Regions from separate parts of the Homo sapiens genome. Here region 2 is linked to region 1. Evidence: read pairs that join two places in POLR2A ChIA-PET (ENCODE). Cell type or tissue: IMR-90. All regions are shown on one strand. Links, peaks and the distances in the headings refer to the core of each region. The heading gives the core; the rest is flanking DNA. Region 1 holds the start of SSTR2 (somatostatin receptor 2). Region 2 overlaps LINC00511 (long intergenic non-protein coding RNA 511).

Region 1 (8,323 bases), core at 755-5,754:
GCAACATAGCGAGACCCTGTCTCTACAAAAAATAATAATAATAATAATTCAAAAATTCACCAGGCCTGCTGGTGCATGCCTGTAGTCCCAGCTCCTCGGCAGGCTGAGGTGAGAGGATTGCTTGAGCACAGGAGGTCAAGGCTGCAGTGAGCAGTGATCAAGCCACTGAACTTCAGCCTAGGCAACAGAATGAGACTGTCTCAAACAACAACACAACAAACAATTGTGGCTATCGATCAGGGGAAGGGATTGTCTCTAGTATTGTAATCAGCCTCTAAGAACGATTAAGGAAGGTGGGAGTCCCATTTGCCAATGGATTCTTGCTCTGCATAATTATGTTCAGGATTTGGTAGTTAAACTGTCACTGCTAGCTGTGTGACCTTGGGCAGGGTACTTAACCTCTCTGTGCCTTGCTTCATTCACAAAAAGGAGGATTAATAATGCTGATGGTATTTCATAGGATTACAGTGAGGATTAAATGAGTTAACAGAAAGCATCTAGCACAGTGCTTGGCACACAGTAAGCACAGAATAGGTGTTGAAAATTACTCAGGGAAATACAGGGAAAATTACTCATAGGGAATCCATGGCTAAATAAGTTGGGAAACACTGGGTTAAAGATCAACAGCTGTCTTTCCTGCAAGATTTCTCAAAATACCAATGTTACTACTGATAAAGGCATGTGCCACAAAGGTTGAGAGAATTAAATGAGATAAAAGGTGTGTGAAACACTCAGTGCACCCTGCACGTAATGGACATTATAATAAGTATGTGAGGCCGGGCGCAGTGGCTCTCACCTGTAATCCCAGCACTTTGGGAGGCTGAGGCCAGCGGATCACTTGAGCTCAGGAATTCGAGACCAGCCTGGGCAACATGGCAAAACCCTATCTCTATTAAAAATACAAAAATTAGCCAGGCGTAGTCCCAGTGACTTGGGAGGCTGAGATGGAAGAATGGCTTGAGCCCAGGAGGTCGAGGCTGCAGTGAGCCAAGATAACGTCACTGCACTCCAGCCTGGGAGACACAGTGAGACCCTATCTCTCTCTTCTCTCTCTTCTCTCTCTCTCTCTCTCTCTCTCTCTCTCTATATATATATATATATGAATGTGAGAGAGAGAGACATATATATATATGAATGAGAGAGAGAGACATATGATATATATATGAATGTGAATCTGCAGGACATGGGGTGAATGGTGAATGTGCAGCTGTGCACCATTTCCCAGAGTTGCCTGTGCTCTTTTTCTTTTTTTTTTTTTCTCGAGAGACAGAGTCTCACTCTGTTGCCCAGGCTGGAGTGCAGTGGTGTGATATCAGCACACTGCAACCTCCGCCTCCCAGGTTCAAGTGATTCTCGTGCCTCAGCCACCCAAGTAGCTGGAATTACAGGTGCACACCACCATGCCCGGCTATTTTTTGTATTTTTGGTAGAGACAGGGGTCTCACCATGTTGGTCAAGCTGGTCTCAAATTCCTGGGCTCAAGGGATCCACCTGCCTTGGCCTCCCAAAGTAGTGGGATTACAGGCGTTAGTCACCATGCCCAGCCGATTTTTCTACGTAGCATCTTGCTCTGAGAATTAGTGGTCCAGGAAGCACACTCTGGAAAAAGTCACAGCAGGAGACAGCCTCAAATTTTCCAACTCTGTCACCATGGCACTGAAAAAGAGGAGCCGGACCAGGCAAGAGCAGCAGAGATGTGGTTATCAGGAAGAATGTACTGGTGCCAGAGAAGTGCTGGGACAGACGGTGGGGGAGCTGGGGACTCCTCTCTCCTCCAGCTTTCATACCCCGTGCGAGTGGGGTCCCTGTGGAAGGGGCATGAGTCCGCGATTCAGAAGAGCTGATTTGACTCTTGACTTTGCCACTCCCTTGCTGGGTGGCCTTGGTCAAGTCACCTGTCCTCTCTGAGCCTGGTATCTTTACTTGGATAATGATGGGATGTAGGCTATAAACCTGAGAATGTCTAAGGACCCTTCTGGCTCCAGGATTTTATGTCTATATGCATTTCGGCCAAAATGGGGATGAGAAGAAAAAAAGGGAATCCTATCTAGAGCACAGTGTCTTCTAACCACGATTCCTGATTCTAGACTTGTTTGGGGGTGGTTTCCAAAGAGCTTCTAATGCCTACTCACTCACTTGGCCAATGTATTCCCTGAGGGTCGAGGTTGCTAATAGAGAAAAATGGTGACACGCCATGCCAGACTCATAGCTGTTGAGGGCTAGGGGACAGAGAGAGGAAGAAAGGTCCTCATTTGAATTCTTTGTGTATTTGAAGAGACTATTAAATCGACTATGCCAAATGCCCCCCCAACCTCCTTTTTTTTTTTTTTTTTTGAAACAGGGTCTTGCTCTATCACCCAGGCGGGAGTGTAGTGGCATGATCTTGGCTCACTACAACCTCCACCTCTCGAGCTCACGAGATCCTCCCATCTCAGCCCCTCAAGTAGCTGGAACTACAGGTGTGCACCACCATGCTTGGCTAATTTTTTTTTTTTTTTTTTTTTTGTAGAGATGAGGTCTCACTATATTGCCCAGGATGGTCTCAAACTCCTGGGCTCAAGTGATCCTCCTTCCTCAGCCTTCCAAAATGCTGGGATTACAGGCATGAGCCACTGTGCCCAGCCCTCAAGTTTTTAAACAGTGATATGGTGACTGTACTCTATATTTTCCAAACTAAACATCAGGACCCATGGTATCAGAAAGGCTTTTACATGCTGACATTTCCATTTTCGTAAAATGCGGATGGTTTGTGGGGGACAAGGGAAATAACAGCTAAAAACAGGAGTGTCCCAGGAAGCCAAGGTACTACGATCACCATGCCGAGTATCTTCTCCCCCGCCCCCTCAAACCACCGGATATCTGATGTTCTCCACGGCAGAAGCATTGCTCTTTTCTCATCAATAGAAATGGCAGACCTCACCCTGGCATTCCCGTAAAGATGATAAAAACCACATTGGATGCTCAGACTGGTATCTAACACTCTCAAACACATCCAATCCTCCCCTCAGGGCTCTCTTGCTTTCCTCCAGGCTTAATTGCAATACTTACTTTCACCAAATTGATTGCAGACTAACAATTTCCCCCATTTAATTTATTAAGCCACTCAGAGACATAATGACCTATTTGGGAGTTGTGTCTTCCCTGTGGAGCTCCTAGACGATGAACTCCTCTTGGCAAGAGTGAACCGAGCAGCCCCTCCCCATGGAAGGGGCTGGACACTGGCCTGGCCCTTTGTCCTCCTCCTTTTCTTAATTTCCTGCCACCTATTGTCTCTCTGATAACTGCTGACAGAGGGAAGGGTGCTATTTAATTGCTTTAAAGATATCAAACAAGCCAGTTAGAAGGTTATCTCCTCCCCAACCCCTCTATTTTTCTGGCTCAAGGTTTTGTTACTTAGTTACTAGCCAAGCTGCAGAGGAAGAAGAGGTAGCCCCATGTGGATTACAGCTCAGACTTCATTCAGCAGATGGAGGGCAGAGTCAAAATAGCCTGGGGGAGCCAAAGGTGGAATAGGAACTCGAGGTTGGCCCCTGAGTGCTGCTGGCAGCCCAAACTGCTCTTTGGAGGCCTTCAAAGGTGGGGAGGGGAGAAGAGAGGAGGCATTCATTTTCTGGACAAAATCAACAATCATCCTAGATGACACATTTCTGCTGTCAAGGTCCATGTTGTTCAGAGCCCACTCAGCCAGCTGCAGTAAGACAGGTGTGCCTAACGTGGGTGCATCAGTACTTTTTCCAGGCTGGGTCTGCCCTATGTGATAAGGAGGGGAAGGCTCGACAAGGAAAGTGCATGAAGGGGAATGTTGCTTTATTTGGTCATCCACATTAAAGAGCATACAGGGCTACATGTGGTGGCTCACACCTGTAATCCCAGCATTTTGGGATTATTCAGCCTATTCAGGAGGCTGAGGTGGGCGATTACCTGAAGTCAGTAGTTCAAGACCGGCCTGGCCAACATGGTGAAACCCTGTCTCTACTAAAATTACAAAAATTAGCCAGGCATGGTGGCAACCGCCCGGAGTCCCAGCTACGCAGGAGGCTGAGGCAGCAGAATCACTTGAGCCTGGGAGGCAGAGGTTGCTGTGAGCTGACATCACGCCACTGCACTCCACCTTGGACAACAGAGTGAGACTCCGTCTCAAAAAAAATAAAAATTAGGCCAGGCGTGGTGGCTCATGCCTGTAATCCCAGCACTTTGGGAGCCCGAGGCGGGTGGATCACTTGAGGTCAGGAGTTTGAGACTAGCCTGGGCAACATAGTGAAACCCCGTCTCTACTAAAAATACAAAACTTAGCAGGGCATGGTGGCGCACACCTGTAATCCCAGCTCCTCGGGACGCTGAGGTACAAGAATCGCTTGAACCTGGGAGGTGGAGGTTGCAGTGGGCCAAGATCGCACCACTGCACTCCAGCCTGGGCAACAAGAGCGAAACTCCATCTCAAAAAAAAAAAAAAAAAAAAAAAAAAGAGGTCAGGCACGGTGGCTCACACCTGTAATCCCAGCACTTTGGGAGGCCGAGGTGGGTGAATCACGAGGTCAGGAGATCAAGATCATACTGGGTAACACAGTGAAACCGCATCTCTACTAAAACTACAAAAAATTAGCCAGGCACGGTGGCACGTGCCTGTAGCCCCAGCTACTCGGGAGGCTGAGGCAGGAGAACGGTGTGAACCCGGGAGGTGGGGCTTGCAGTGAGCCAAGATCGTGCCACTGCACTCCAGCCTGGGCGACAGAGCGAGACTCCGTCTCAAAAAAGAAAGAAAGAAAGAAGGAAAGAAAGAAAGAAAGAAAGAAAGGAAGGAAGGAAGGAAGAAAGAACAGGACTTCAAACAGAGCATACTTAGTTATGGGTCCCCTCCCCACACAGAAAAACTCCCTGGACATCAATGACTTCATCCATTCGGACTGGCAGATAGGCCACATTTCCTGACACCCTGTCTCTTCACCTTAAAAGGGTTAGCTTTCCACCACACCAGCAAAGACCCTCAGGACACACGATTCATATTCCCAGCTGAGCATCTACCCGGAGGTAAGCAGACGCTCAGGCACCTGGGCCGTCCTTGCCCTAATCCCTCCAGTGGTGTCCACACTGAGTCCTGCAGCACTGGTAGAAGGTGGTCTTCGGCTCATCTGCAGAGTGGGTCTGAAGCTACATGTAGTAAGCACAAGGAGGTTCTCATTGAGGACATGGCTCTGCAGTAGAGTCAACATCCTCCCAGGCAGCTGCTCCCCCAAGCCCATCATCCACTTCTTTCAGCTTTGAGTACTTCCAATTTGTTACCTTGTGGGTGAAGTGCACACAGAGGCACGTGTTGCAGGCGAGGGAGTGGCAGCGGCAGCGCTGTCCCTCCTCCACGATCAGCCCATCCCTGCAGCCAGGGTAGAACAGCAGCATCATCTCGGACTCTGCTGGCTCCAGTTATTATTTTTTTTAATGAAACGTAAATCTGGTATTAACAGTTTGAGAACTTTTAGGAAAGGAATTTGAGGGCAGAGTGGGCACTTCCTGGCTCTTCCTTCTTTTCCTGGAAACCAGTCAGATTACTGGTTTTAAACTGGAGGTGGCAACAGGCATTGTAGCAACTGTGTGGCCAGAGGATGCCGAGTTCCCCTGAGCACAATTCCACGATGCCCTCCTGATATTACTATTACCTCTCTGCCTCTCCCTCTTCCCACTGACGGTGAGCAGACACAGCCCTCTTCCAGTGAGCTAGCCACCCCAGCCCTTCCACTTGCATACACATGTCTAAAAGAGATGCTGGCTCCCAGATTGACTCCTGGAACTTAAGGCAATTGCAGCTCAATTTCCATCTCACCCTGAGCTCCAGGATGCCAAGATTTAAGCCCTATCATGACCAACGTCTCAGAGAGAGATGGAAACTCCTGATCCCCATCTCACAGTGGGTACCCCAAGATACAGCTTGGCCCAGATAGAAGAGAGAGCTGGCTGCTGCTGTACCTGGTGGTTGCTTTTCCATGTCACTCATCTATCTCTAAGGCTCACCCCACCTGCCACACAGCTTCTGGACTTTTACTTTTCCCTGGTGAATTGGAAATCAGATAATAGGATGGACAAATCAAGGCAGCTCAGCTCACAGAGAAAGCTAGTTGGGGTTTGCTTTCTGTTTTCACATCCTCTAAAACTGTACTGAGGATGGTGTGTGTGTGTGTGTGTGTGTGTGTGTGTGTGTATACCTATGTACTTGGAGGAGGGTGAGGAAGGGGAGGCTGCAGGATTGATTATGACTTATTAAACTATTGGAAAAGAGGCTGAATCATCACAGTCAAAAATAAACAGCTGCAACTCCATGCGACTCCCACTTCTTGCCTGCTCCCCTTTGCTCCCTCACAGCATGTAGGAGAGACTGTGCTGGGTCAGACCAGCAGGTGCTGACTGACGTGGCTACAGCAAGGGGACCACCTGTATGGCCGCTGCACCTCCAAGCTGTGGGACGCAGGGACAGCTGGGACCAGTCGACGTCCACTGGCCCTCTGATGGCTCCTAGGACTGAATCTTGGACTCCAGGTGCGGGTTTACACTCCCTGCGCTCATTGGGAACTGCATGGAGAAGCGCTATCCCCTGAGCCCTTTTTCTCCCTACTCTTAGCCTGGCCCTGCGCCCTGCGCCCGGGGCTGGCCCACGGTAAACACAGCTTTGCTAACTTGTTTGGCTAAGGAAATCACAGAGGTCCCGGTATAAGTCTGGGTCACCCCGGCCGCCACTCCAGCTGCCTAGAATATATGGGTGGAAGGGAATCGACTCTGTGAAATCAGAGGGAAAATAGCGCTTGTCCTTGCCATGAGTCTTGAGGAGACCGAAAACGCTTAACCTTTTACGCCCCCGCAGGCGGGTCCCCTCTCTCCCCGCTCCCCGGCTGTCTGTAAGCTCTGCCTGCGGCCACCCGCAGGCGTTTCAGCCGGTCTCACCCCTGTCCTTCTGCAGGACCCGGGAGGAGGGGTTGGGGGGGCGGAGCGAAGCCGCTGTGACGTAGCGGGAGGGGGGCGTGGGGAAATGTGCCGAGGGGCCCGGGCTGGCTGGGCCAGTCCCAGCGGCGCAGCCACCCATGCGCGCGCGCTCGCAAGACCACCAGCGCCCAGAGCCCCAGTCTGAGGCTTGGCGCCGGGGGTCTGCGGGCGAGGGGAGCTCTCTACGTGCGAGGGGCTAGCGGGAGCCGGCACAAGAGGGTCGAGGAGCCAGGAACCCCAAACGTCCGGCGCCAGGCGCTAGCCAAGCTGCTGCGCGCCCCGGCGCCCAGCTGGCTCGGGGACAGCCGCTGGGTGTCGGAGACCGGAGCTAGCGGATTGCAGCGGAAAAGCAAAGGTGAGGGGTGTGTGTGTGTGTGTGTGTGTGTGTGTGTGTGTGTGTGTGATAAGAGAGATGGAGGGAGCGAGAAGCGCACTTGGGCACCTGTGTGCATCTGCGCTGATGGTGGTGTGCCCATCCGAGTGCCTGAGCTTAGGTCCCGGTGCGTGATTCTCCGCTCTTGTGCCTTTTGGGGTGATTGTAGTAGGAATGAACGACAACGGGTACCCTTGCCTGAGTAAGGGGGCTGTGGGTAGAGTGTGCTGGAACGGACGTGTCCTCGCAGCCTCATGCCCGTGTGCGTGGCGTGTGCCCTTTAGCCCGAGATTTCAGGTAGCTGCGACGGGTGACAACTTCTCTCCCAGCCCCCTACAAAAGAGACCTGGCGCGAGGGGAGCGAGGCCGTGAGATGCCAGCTGGGGCTCCTGCGGGAGCGCACCCGGAGATCCGAGCCTGCCAGAGGCAGGCGGCGGGCGCAGAGCGGAGAAAGAGGGGCTTCTCTCCCTAGACGCTGAACGATCTAGGATCCGTCCCCGTCCCCCACCTCGGGACAGAAAGGACAGTTTGTCTAGGTTTGGAGAGAAAAAACCACTGCATAGGCCGTGCCCAAAAGCCGCTGGCCAAGTCCCCCAAGCGACTGTCTTCTGCGCCCCGATGTCTCTGTCCTCAGCGCCCCCCCCCCACACCCGGCACCCCTGCTGTGCGTTTCGATACTGGGCGTGCTGGCGCCACAATCTCCGCTCTTGCCTCGTCTTCCTGGAAATGGCACAGAGTTCTTTGGGAAACCCTTGCTCTGAGGATCAGCGAGTTGGATGGCCAGGAGGAGGACTTTCTGTGCCAGCCGGGAGCAACCGGCTCCGCGGTCCTGACACTCGCCCCTCCATTTCTCAACCCCGTAGGCCAGCACCGCCCCGGCTTTTCCCAGGCGCTCACGCGCCGCGGTGGCCCTCAGGGGCTTTTGTCACCCTGCCAGTGGGGGCTCTCGCTCTAGCCGCACAGAGACCAAGCCGGGTTCTGCAG
Region 2 (10,327 bases), core at 2,009-7,008, 560 kb before region 1:
TGGGCGCAGTGGCTCACGCCTGTAATCCCAGCACTTTGGGAGGACGAAGAGGGTGGATCACTTGAGGTCAGGAGTTCGAGACCAGCCTGGCCAACATGATGAAACCCTGTCTCTACTAAAAATATGAAAATTAGCCAGACATGGTGGTGCATGTCTGTAGTCCCAGCTACTTGGGAGGCTGAGGCAGGAGAATCGCTTAAACCCGGGAGGCGGAGGTTGCAGTGAGCCGAGATCGCACCATTGCACTCCAACCTGGGCGACAGCGTGAGCCTCCATGTCAAAACAAAAATGAAAACAAAAACAAACAAACAAAAAAACCAGTCTCTTCTCTAGGGTCCCAGAAACCTGCTAACCACTAACCACCGAATCCAGGGTGCTGGTTCTAGCCTTCTTAGTTTTGTTCTCTGCAGTTTCTTTTCCCAAAATCCCCTTTTCCCATGGCTTTTGCCATTGTGTGCCAGGCACGAGGTCTCTGCCCACTGACTATGCTCCCTTCCCGCCCCCTACCTATAGGATGCATCCCAGGCTCCAGTCCTGAGCTGTCCCCAGGTCTCCTTTCTTCAGTACCTTGCTCCCTCTCATACCCAATCCTGCCAACGAAGTGGTTGGCTCGATTCCAGGTCTGCTTTCCTGACTGCCCATCAGACATGTCTACACCAGCTGAAACCCAGGCTGTCTAAGAACAAGCATCTATAACTACCCACTGATGATGCCCCACCCAATGGCCCCTTGCTACCAAATTGCCCTGCAGCCACAGTGGACAATTCCAGCAAGTGGCCACCTCCTGCCTCAGCCACCTGTGACTCTTGTTTTTTTCTTTCTTTTATTTTTCTTGCTGTTCTTTGGCCTTGTTTAGTTCCTTGCAGAAGCATCTCAGAAGTGCCAGGGGTTTACCCTGTCTAAGGACAACCCTCAAGGAAGGGAGTCATTAGATAAATATTCCATCTTTTTCATCCTTCGATTGGGCAATTTTGGTTTTTTTTGTTTTTGTTTTTGTTTTTGTTTTTGTTTTTGTTTTGAGACAGGGTCTCTGTCACCCATCACCCAGGCTGGAGTGCAGTGGTACAATCTTAGCTCACTGAAACCTTGAATTTCTGGGCTCAAGTGATCCTCCCACCTCAGCCTCCCAAGTAGTGGGACTAGGGACTACAGGCACATGCCACCACACTTAGCTAACTTCAAAATTTGTCTTGTAGAGATGAGGTCTTGCTATGTTGCCCAGGTTAGTCTCTAACTTCTGGCTTCAGGGGATCCTCCCGGCTCAGCCTCCCAAAGTGCTGGGATTACAGGTGTGAGCCACTGCACCTGGCCTGATTTGGCACTTCTGAAGTTTATTTTATTGAGTTGCTTGGAGGGTCCCCAGTGAGATTCAGCCCTGTATGCCCACAGCATAACCTCTCATTCGCCACCCTTTATTGACTTTTCTCCCTCCCAATTCTCTCTCTTTGTTCTTCCAAAGATAAACTCACAAATCCAGTTACACACAAACGTTTCTCTGCCTCGAGAAGAATCCAAAATAAGATACCAATCACAAATCATTTTTTTTTCCTGCTGGATTCTTTGCTGAGGCCTGTGATTTTTCTAAGTCTCCCAGACATCAGGGTTCCAAGCTTAGACACATTCTGTATTCTTTTGCTCCATCCCCTTCACCCTTCTGAGTGTTTGTGACTCATGGCTTTCAAATGTCTAATATTTCCATTATTCCATTCTTCCCAGCCTGGTGCAGGTCCTACAACCTCACACTGTGATGACCCCACCACCACCACCGTTGCTCACACCATCCCATCTGCCAGAAATGCTTTTCGGACTTTGCTGGGCTTGTCCTTGCAGAGTGCCTCTTGTGTGCCCTGCCTTGTGCCAGGCAGGTACTTCAGACTCCTGGGATGACCTTCCTTCCCAACCCACCCCCGCGATGGCTGTCTTCTCAGAACTTCCCTTACATTATCATGTACTCCATTCATCTGACATTGAGATATACTGTCTTTCACCAGTGGTTGTTAAGATGTGTACATTTCTGGCTCCTCCCATTAATTTTAAGTGTTCTGGGATCAAGGAGTATATCACATATGCTTTCTTGCTTGCTTTTTTTTTTGTTTTTAATCCTTTTAACAGGGGCTCAGTCAACATTGGCTGGTTTAATTTGACTGATAATGTTAAATTGCCAACAAAGCAAATGCAGGTAAATAGTGCTCTTGAATGTGGACAAACGGATTCCTTCCCCAAACTGTGCTGAATCAATTTCCAGACGGCTCACCCACAAAGTCCTAACCAAAAGCTTGGTATTACAGCAAGCCGCCCAAGCCGGTGGAATTAATTAGCCTGCACCTACGTGCCAACATCATTCTACCAGTCAATACTCTTGATGGTCTGTGATATAAAAAGGATAGTGTCTGTCCTAGAGGTGCTATGAAGAATGTGAATTGGTAGCTTTCTGTCTCTAGATTGAACAGTGGTGACCATTCATTCATTTGTTCAACAAACATCTATTTAGCATCTGGTAAGCTCCAGGTACTGTGCTAGGCACTGGGGATATAATATCAAAGGTGAGAGTCAAAGTCTCTTTTTTGTGGGGAGATGGAATAAATAAGTAAACAACTAAATTAAATTATTGCGGAGTGTGGTAAGAACAAGGGAAGACATAAACCTATGCTATATTAGAGGGAAAAGAGGCTTCTTGAAGAAGGGGTAACTTATGAAACTGATCAAAACTAGATCATCCGACACTGGTACATACACATCCATCACACCCATATAAGTGACGGAGAGGCAGGTGATGTTAAAGGAAAATCTGGCCAGACGTGGTGGCTCACGCCTGTAATCCCAGCACTTTGGGAGGCGAAGGTGGGCAGATCGCTTGAGCCCAGGCATTTGAGGCCAAGCTGGGTAACATGGCGAAACCCCGTGTCTACCAAAAAAATATAAAAATTAGCTGGGCATGGTGGCATGTGCCTGTAGTCCCAGCTACTTGGGAGGCTGAGGTGGGAGGATTGCTTGGGCCCAGGAGGTCAAGGCTGCAGTGAGCCGTGATTGTGCCACTGCACTCCAGCCTGGATGACAAAGATAGACCCTGTATCAAAAAAAGAAAAAAAGAAAAGGAAAATCCACAGTTTGTGCCTTGGAATAACTGGAATTCAAAGCTAGTTCAGCAAATGGCAGTGTCAGCAAAGGGTCTAGTCAAGTTGACTTTGGCTTTAAAAGCAGACAGAGAAGTTTGGTGAAAGGGTGATGTGGAGGTGACTGAGTCAAAGGCTGGAGTGTGGCAAAGAAGTGCATTCCAGGGGTATGATGGAGAGAAAAGCAAAGCTACCGTCTCTTCTACAAGAGGACAGTCAGAACAAACACAACACAGTCTCACATCCAGGGGAAACGTGAATGAAATGGCTTCAGAAAGACCCAGACACCCAGAAGTGCCAGCACCAGGTGACAGAGGGAGGGGACCCATCCAGAACACACCTTCTCCCTGTGGCAGAACTAGCGAAACCAAATAGGGCAACACAGAAAGGCGACCTGGTGTGTGTGGGTTCAGAGCACAACTTCCCCAAGCCTCCTCCAGGGGGTTAACTGGAAGTCCTACCCAGATTTTGCAAGAAGCTTTGTCATGCAAATATTCTCCAAGACATCAGTTCAGGCACTCACCTCAAATGCCCTCCCTTCTCCCTCGGTCATTTCTTCCTTTCCAGTGAGCAGGTCACAAGGGCAGGCGCAGGAGATGTGATTGAGCTGTGCTGGGAAATGCCTCGGCCCCACCCCACTCCTACTACCCCCTGTGAGGAGGAGGCACAGGCGGGCACTGCCCTCGGAACACTAAAGCTTTGTTTCCTGGAGGTTCTGAAATCAGCCTCCTCACGTACCTCACCCAACACCAAACGTTCTGTCTCCACTTCCTCCTCCACCAAGGACTTTGGGGGGCTTGAAGGAGAATGAGGGAGAGCGGCAGAAAGGATGGCTAGCTAGTAAAGCCCCACATGCCTGCTCAGGCCTGTTCAAGCCCAGTGAGGTATATGTGGGTTCAGAACTGATTACACTTCCCCATCTTACAGATGAGAAAATGGGCTTAGAGAAACTGAAGAATTCGACCCGGGTCACATGGTGGGTAGATGCTGAACAGGCTTTGAACTCTGGTAATTCCAAGGGCACAAGCTGTGTATTTTTTCCTGTAACATCACCTGTCTCCTTGCCAGCTGGGCTGGAGAGATGGCTCTCTGTTGAAGAAAGAGAAGACTCAGATTCAAGTTCAGGGTCAGCCCTTAATTAGAGTGTGGGTTTCCTGTGGGAAAATGGGGGTTGGCCCCATGTACAAGTCTCCGATGAGGTCATACGCCGTAAGTCTGTTCCATGGGCTCTGTAGAAAAAACACAGCTGATGAAAAAAATAACAAACCATCACATTGTTATTCATTTATTCATTCACTCATTCAATGAAAGGTTTATTGAGAGGCTTCTAGGTGTCAGGCCCAGGGCAGGGAGAGATAATAAGGATCTGATCCTTCAGCCTAGAAGTGAAAGGCACATTCTTAAGAAATCTATCCAACCCTTCATTTTACAGAGGTAGAAAGTGAAGCCCAGAGAGGGAAAGCAACTCACCCAAGGTCACACAGCGAGGCAGCAGCAACCACCAAGACCTAGGGTAGCCTGCCTGACAGTGGGCCTATCAGCAGCCCAGGCTATCCAAAGAAGGTAGGACATGTCATTCAGTTCAACCTAATAGACCTGTTCTAAATCAACTAAGCCAGGAAGCCAAAACCTGCTTATGGGGCCCTACTGCGGGTCTCCCTGGGGAGAGGAATCAGCCACTGAGCTTTTGACAGAAATCAGCCACCCTGCAGGAGATGTCCTACAGAGATGACCAGCCCAATTTGTTGCTGAAGCCCTCACTTTAGTGAGCCCAGTTCCTAAGCCCAGCACTAAAGATAACACACCTCCCTCCATACTAAGTCCCTGTCAATATTCATCCAGCATCTAAAGTTCTGGTGCCAGAAGCTGCACCTCCACAGATCTTCAAGCTAATCTGTCCTAGCCCAGGTGAGATTTTGCATCCGAAGAAAATAAGACTTTAGTCAGATTACCCAGGAATAGGACCTGATGGGTATCCCAGGGACTAACCCTCTCGCCCTGCAGATCACTGCCTGACCCCTCCACCTGGCTGACATGTCCCTGGGTAGAGAGCTCTTCTGGTAGAGAAGCACAGACGGTTCCGGGAAGCAGGAAATGTCAGGGTCATGGCCGGTGCTAGAAGAGTTGCCTTCTGTCCTTGAAAGCTGAGGTTAAGCCACATCCGATGACCTCAGAGGACATGGCAGGTGAGCATAGGACCGTAGCATGGCAGAAACCCAGCCACCTGCCAGGGCGAGGCCTGCACCCTCGGGGAGCCACTGTAAACATCTGCCCCTCCGCATCACGCAACTTACCAGAGACGAGGCTTAAACACAAGCCTTCATTTTCTCATTAATAAATCCAGTGGTTTCCCTTGGAGAGACTGCCGCTAGCCACTAAATAAACCAAAAAGAAAACTCTCTGGAAAGGCAAACAGGTTTTCAGGCCAATTCTGATCCATCTCAGCAAAGAAGTGGTCTTTGATGCCTCTAAAGCTTTTTGTCTTGGACAACCGGCAGTGGAGCTCAAGGACTCGGGGCTCCATACCTGACTAAGAGATTTTGTCTCTAAGGAGCCACAGGCTGGAAAGCACAGGTTGTTTTGTTTCTCCCAACACCAGCGGGCTCTGAGGAAGACGGAGTCTGCATGAGATTTAGAAAGGTTGAGTAAAAAGACACAGGGAGAGGCCGGGCGGGGTGGCTCACCCCTGTAATCCCAGCACTTTGGGAGGCTGAGGCAGGTGGATCACTTGAGGTCAGGAGTTCAAAACCAGCCTGGCCAACATGGTGAAACCTCATCTTTACTAAAAATACAAAAATTAGCCATGTGTGGTGGTGGGTGCCTGTAATTCCAGCTACTCGGGAGGCTGAGGCAGGAGAATCTCTTGGGCCCGGGAGGCTGAGGTTGCAGTGAGCTGGGATCGCACCACTGCACTCCAGCCTGGGTGACAGAGTAAGACTCCGTCTCAAAAAAAAAAAAAAAAAAAAGACACAGGGAGGGAGTAAAGGAGGCAGAAAAGACCATAAGACCATTACTGCTTCTCAAATGTACCAATGAGGCATCACTTCTGCCTGGGACACCCTCCTGTGCCCAGGAGCTTTGCATGTCTGGCTCACTCCTACCACTTGGTTCTCTGCCCAGTGTCACCTCCCTAGAAGAGCCTTCTCCCACCATGCCGTAAAAGGTGCCTCCCACTTCCCTGTCACCTTCTAACACAGTGCCCTGTGAACTGGGATACAGGAGAAACAAGAGAAGAGCCCCCACTGAGTATAGGAAGAGATCTCCACTGAAAAGAGAAAGAAACCCCCACTGAAGAGGGGAGGGACCCCTCACTGACCATGGGAAGAGCCCCCCTTTGATTATGAGAAGAGCCCCCCCACTGAATGGGAAGAGCCTCCCCAGTTAATATGAGAAGACCCCTCCCACTGACTATGGGAAGAGCCCCCCACTGGCCATGGGAAGAGCCCCCCAGTGAATATGGGAAAAGCCCCCCTTTGATTATGAGACGAGCCCCCCACTGACCATGGGAAGAGCCCCCCACTGAATGGAAAGAGTCTCCCCCAGTTAATATGAGAAGAGCCCTCCCACTGACCATGGGAAGAGCCCCGCAGTGAATATGGGAAGAGCCCCCCTAGTTAATATGAGAAGAGCCCCCCTCCACTGACTGTGGGAAGAGCCCCCCAGTGAATATGGGAAGAGCCCCCCACTATGGGAAGAGCCTCCCATTGGCTTTGGGAAGAGCCCCCCACTGACCATGGAAAGAGCCCCCCACTGACTATGGGAAGAGGCCCCCATTGACTTTGGGAAGAGCCCCCCACTGACCATGGGAAGAGCCCCCCACTGACTATGGGAAGAGCCCCCCATTGACTTTGGGAAGAGCCCCCCACTGACCATGGGAAGAGCCCCCCACTGACTATGGGAAGAACCCGCATCCCCACCCCCGCCACCAAGTATGAGAAGAGATCTCCACTGAATAGGGGAAGAGGCCCCCACCGAAAAGGGGAAGAACCTCACTAAGTATAGGAAGAGCCACCCACTGATTATAAGAGCCCCCACTGATTATAAGAGCCCCCACTGAATAGGGGAAGAGGCCTCCACTGAGCACAGGAAAAGCCCCCAACAGAGTCATGCTCCTGGCCACTTTCTCCACCTTGTCCTCAGAACAAGCCACTGACTGGTGGGCAAGAGCCATGGGCCCAGGTTTCTGGAGTCAGCTGCTAATTTATCTAAAGTCTGTAAGGCCTGGACACTGAGTCTCAGAAGTAGTCCTGCTAGTCTTGCTCTATAGATCCTAACTTGGCCTCAGAAGACTGTCCCTAGAGCTAAACTGAAAGGGGGAACTGAGAGCTCAGGCAAGCCCACCTGGTCCCAGGACAATCAGGTTCTCCAGCCTAGCTCTGATCATTAAAAATCACACATGGGAGCTGCACCTGCCTGACTGCTGTGCCCATGTCTCTGTTGGCTTAAAAATCAGGCAAAGACTTCCTTAGACCCTTTCTATGTGTTTGTTTATTTTGATCTCTCCTCCATTAGAATGTAACCACCAGGGTCTCTGCTTTTGCTCACTGTATCCTTAGTCCCTAGAAGGGTCCCCAGCGCCTAGTGGGTGAGTATCAGATATATATTGCTAGAGAAAACAGATCATCATTATTGAGGGTCTACTATATGCTAGGCATGAGATGGATGTCTCACCTGATCCCCTTGACAACCTTTAAGGATGATGTGATTAAGCCCATTTTGCAGATGAGGAAACTGGGATTCAGAGATAGACAGTGAGCTTTCTAGCATGACATTAATGAGGAGCATCACGCCAGGCCCTGAAGTGCAGGGGGCTCTCATTCCACGGTTTTAACACTCAAAACCACAGTGGAAGTTCAACACTACCAACAGCAATCATTTCAAATGAAAAGAACAACTCTTTAATTACTTTGACAAGTTGACTTTTAACCTACCTATTTTCAAAAAGTATTTGAGTCAAGAAGAAATAGAATATCTAAACAGACCCATAACAAGTAAAAAGAGACTGAATTAGTTAAAACAAAACCAAACCACATGAAGCAGAGCCTAGGACCAGATGGCTTCGTGGATGAATGCTACCAAACATTTAAAGAGGAATTAACTCTAATCCCTTACAAGCTCTTCCAAAAAAATAGAAGAGGAGGGACAACTTCCCAATTCATACTATGAGGCCAGTATTATTACCTTGATACTAAAACAAGACAAAGACACCACAAGAAAAGAAAAACACAGACCAATATTCCTTATGAGTAGATGCAAAAATCATCAACAAAATATTGTCAAACTAAATCCAGCAACATATAAAAAGAGCAGACACCATGACCAAGTGAAATTTATCTCAGGAATGCAAAGATGGTTTAACATAGAAAAATCAATGTGACACACCATATTAACTGAACAAAGGACAAAAATCACATGATCATCTCCATTGACACAGAAAACACATTTAGCAAAATTCAACACATTTTCATTATAAAACACTCAACAAACTAGAAATAGAAGGGGATTTCCTCAACTTGACATAGGGCATCTATGAAAAACCTACAATTAACATCATACTTAAGGGTGAAAGACTGAATGGTTTCTTGTCAGGAATAAGACAAGTATGTCCACTCTTACCACTTTTATTCAACATTGTAGTGGAGGTTCTAGCCAGAGCAATTAGGCAAAAAGAAAGTCATCCAGATTGGAAAAAAAAAAAAAAAAAGGAAGCAAAATTATCTCTATTTGAAGATGACATGATAAGAACAAATGTTGGCGAGCACATGGAGAAATTGGAACCCTCATCCTCTGCTGGTGGAAATGTAAAATGCTGCAGCCACTTTGGAAAACAGCCTGGTGATCCTCAGATGATTAAATATAGAGTTACCATAAGACCCAGGAATTTCATTCCTAGGTATGTAGTCAAGAGAACTGAAAACGTATGTCTATACTAAACTTGTACACAAATATTCATAGCAGCATTAACCATAATAGCCCAAAAGTAGAAATGACTCAAATGTTCATCAACAGATGAATGAATAAATTGATATATCCGTAAAATGGAATATTATTCAGCCATGAAAAAGAATGAAATACTAATACATGCTGCAACATAGATGCACCTTGAAGCCAGACACAGAAGCCACTAACTGTATGATTCCATTTATATGAAATGTCCAGAATAGGCACATCTCTAAAGACAGAAATAGATCAATGGTTGCCAGGGGCTGAGGCATGCAAGGAATGAGAAATGTCTGCTTATGGTTATGGGGTATCTTTTGGGGGTGCTGAAAATATTCTGGAATTAGACAGTGGTGATCAATGTATGACTTTTCTGAGTTGTACATTTTAAAGGGTGAACTTCATGGAATGTGAATAATATCTCAATAAAGCTGTTATTTAAGAAAATGAGGCCAGGCACAGTGGCTCATACCTGCAATCCCAGCACTTTGGGAGGCTGAGGCAGGCAGATCACTTGAGGTCAGGAGTTCAAGACCAGCCTGGCCAACATGGTGAAACCCTGTCTCTACTAAAAATACAAAAATTGGCGGGGCATGGTGGCATGCACCTGTACTCCCAGGTATTCAGGAGGCTGAGGCAGGAGAATCGTGTGAACCTGGGAGGCGGTGGTTGCAGTGAGCTGAGGTCATGCCACTGCACTCCAGCCTGGGAGACACAGCGAGACTCCATCTCAAAAAAAAATGATAGGAGGTGCCCTCAGCAAAAACACATCTCTACAAATTATAATAAAGACCAGTAACATGATACAAGTAGAGACAAATAGTTAAAGGGAGAAGGGAGAAGAGCAAGCCGCTCGTAAGTAATGAGGAGAAACACTCTCTGAGTGATGGCCTAGTCTTATGCTGGCATTCCAAATGAACCTTGTGAATAAAGGCACATTTGAAAAACACTGTCATTTTAATGTTTCCCAATATAGCAATGCAATACTACCAATATCATCAAAAACAGTTGGAATGTAATATTTAATGGCAAATGGTGAGATCTAGAAATTTTTAATATAAGCCAGGGAAATAAGAAGGGACTGTCTGTTCTCCATTCTTGGCCATTTGAGTCACTCTGTTGAAGTGCATTTCTGTGGATGCATTTGATTTCATATTAATCACCACTGCATTTCTAGCTCACCATGTGGCTTTTGGCCAGGCATTCACAATTCACCTATAAAACGAAAGGGTGGGGCAACATTCTTTGCTGTTCTAAAATCTATGACTTGACTT

Evidence for each region. Peaks named below come from ENCODE experiments on the same cell type or tissue, not always from the same donor. Only the 100,000 strongest peaks of a DNase experiment are listed, where the experiment ranks them.
Region 2: POLR2A ChIA-PET joins it to region 1 with 7 read pairs; 3 of 35 experiments call an interaction of 5 or more read pairs at or near these places.

Annotation. Positions count from the first base shown.
Region 1 is chr17:73,157,968-73,166,290 of GRCh38, forward strand. SSTR2 (somatostatin receptor 2) reads left to right here and starts at 7,043. Exons shown (of 2, transcript NM_001050.3): 1 at 7,043-7,321. It also overlaps the pseudogene POLR3KP2. RefSeq lists an enhancer at 6,168-6,417 and a silencer at 6,958-7,297. In IMR-90, for the core only: no CTCF peak of the experiment used is centred there; no DNase peak of the experiment used is centred there; H3K27me3 peaks cover 2,986 bases.
Region 2 is chr17:72,599,467-72,609,793 of GRCh38, forward strand. LINC00511 (long intergenic non-protein coding RNA 511) reads right to left here. Exons shown (of 5, transcript NR_033876.1): 4 at 3,637-4,342. Among named protein-coding and RNA genes, the nearest start is that of LINC00673, 12 kb to the left of the region's middle. RefSeq lists an enhancer at 3,371-4,338. In IMR-90, for the core only: a CTCF peak has its summit at 3,543; DNase peaks (open chromatin) are centred at 3,235 and 4,265; H3K27ac peaks cover 353 bases.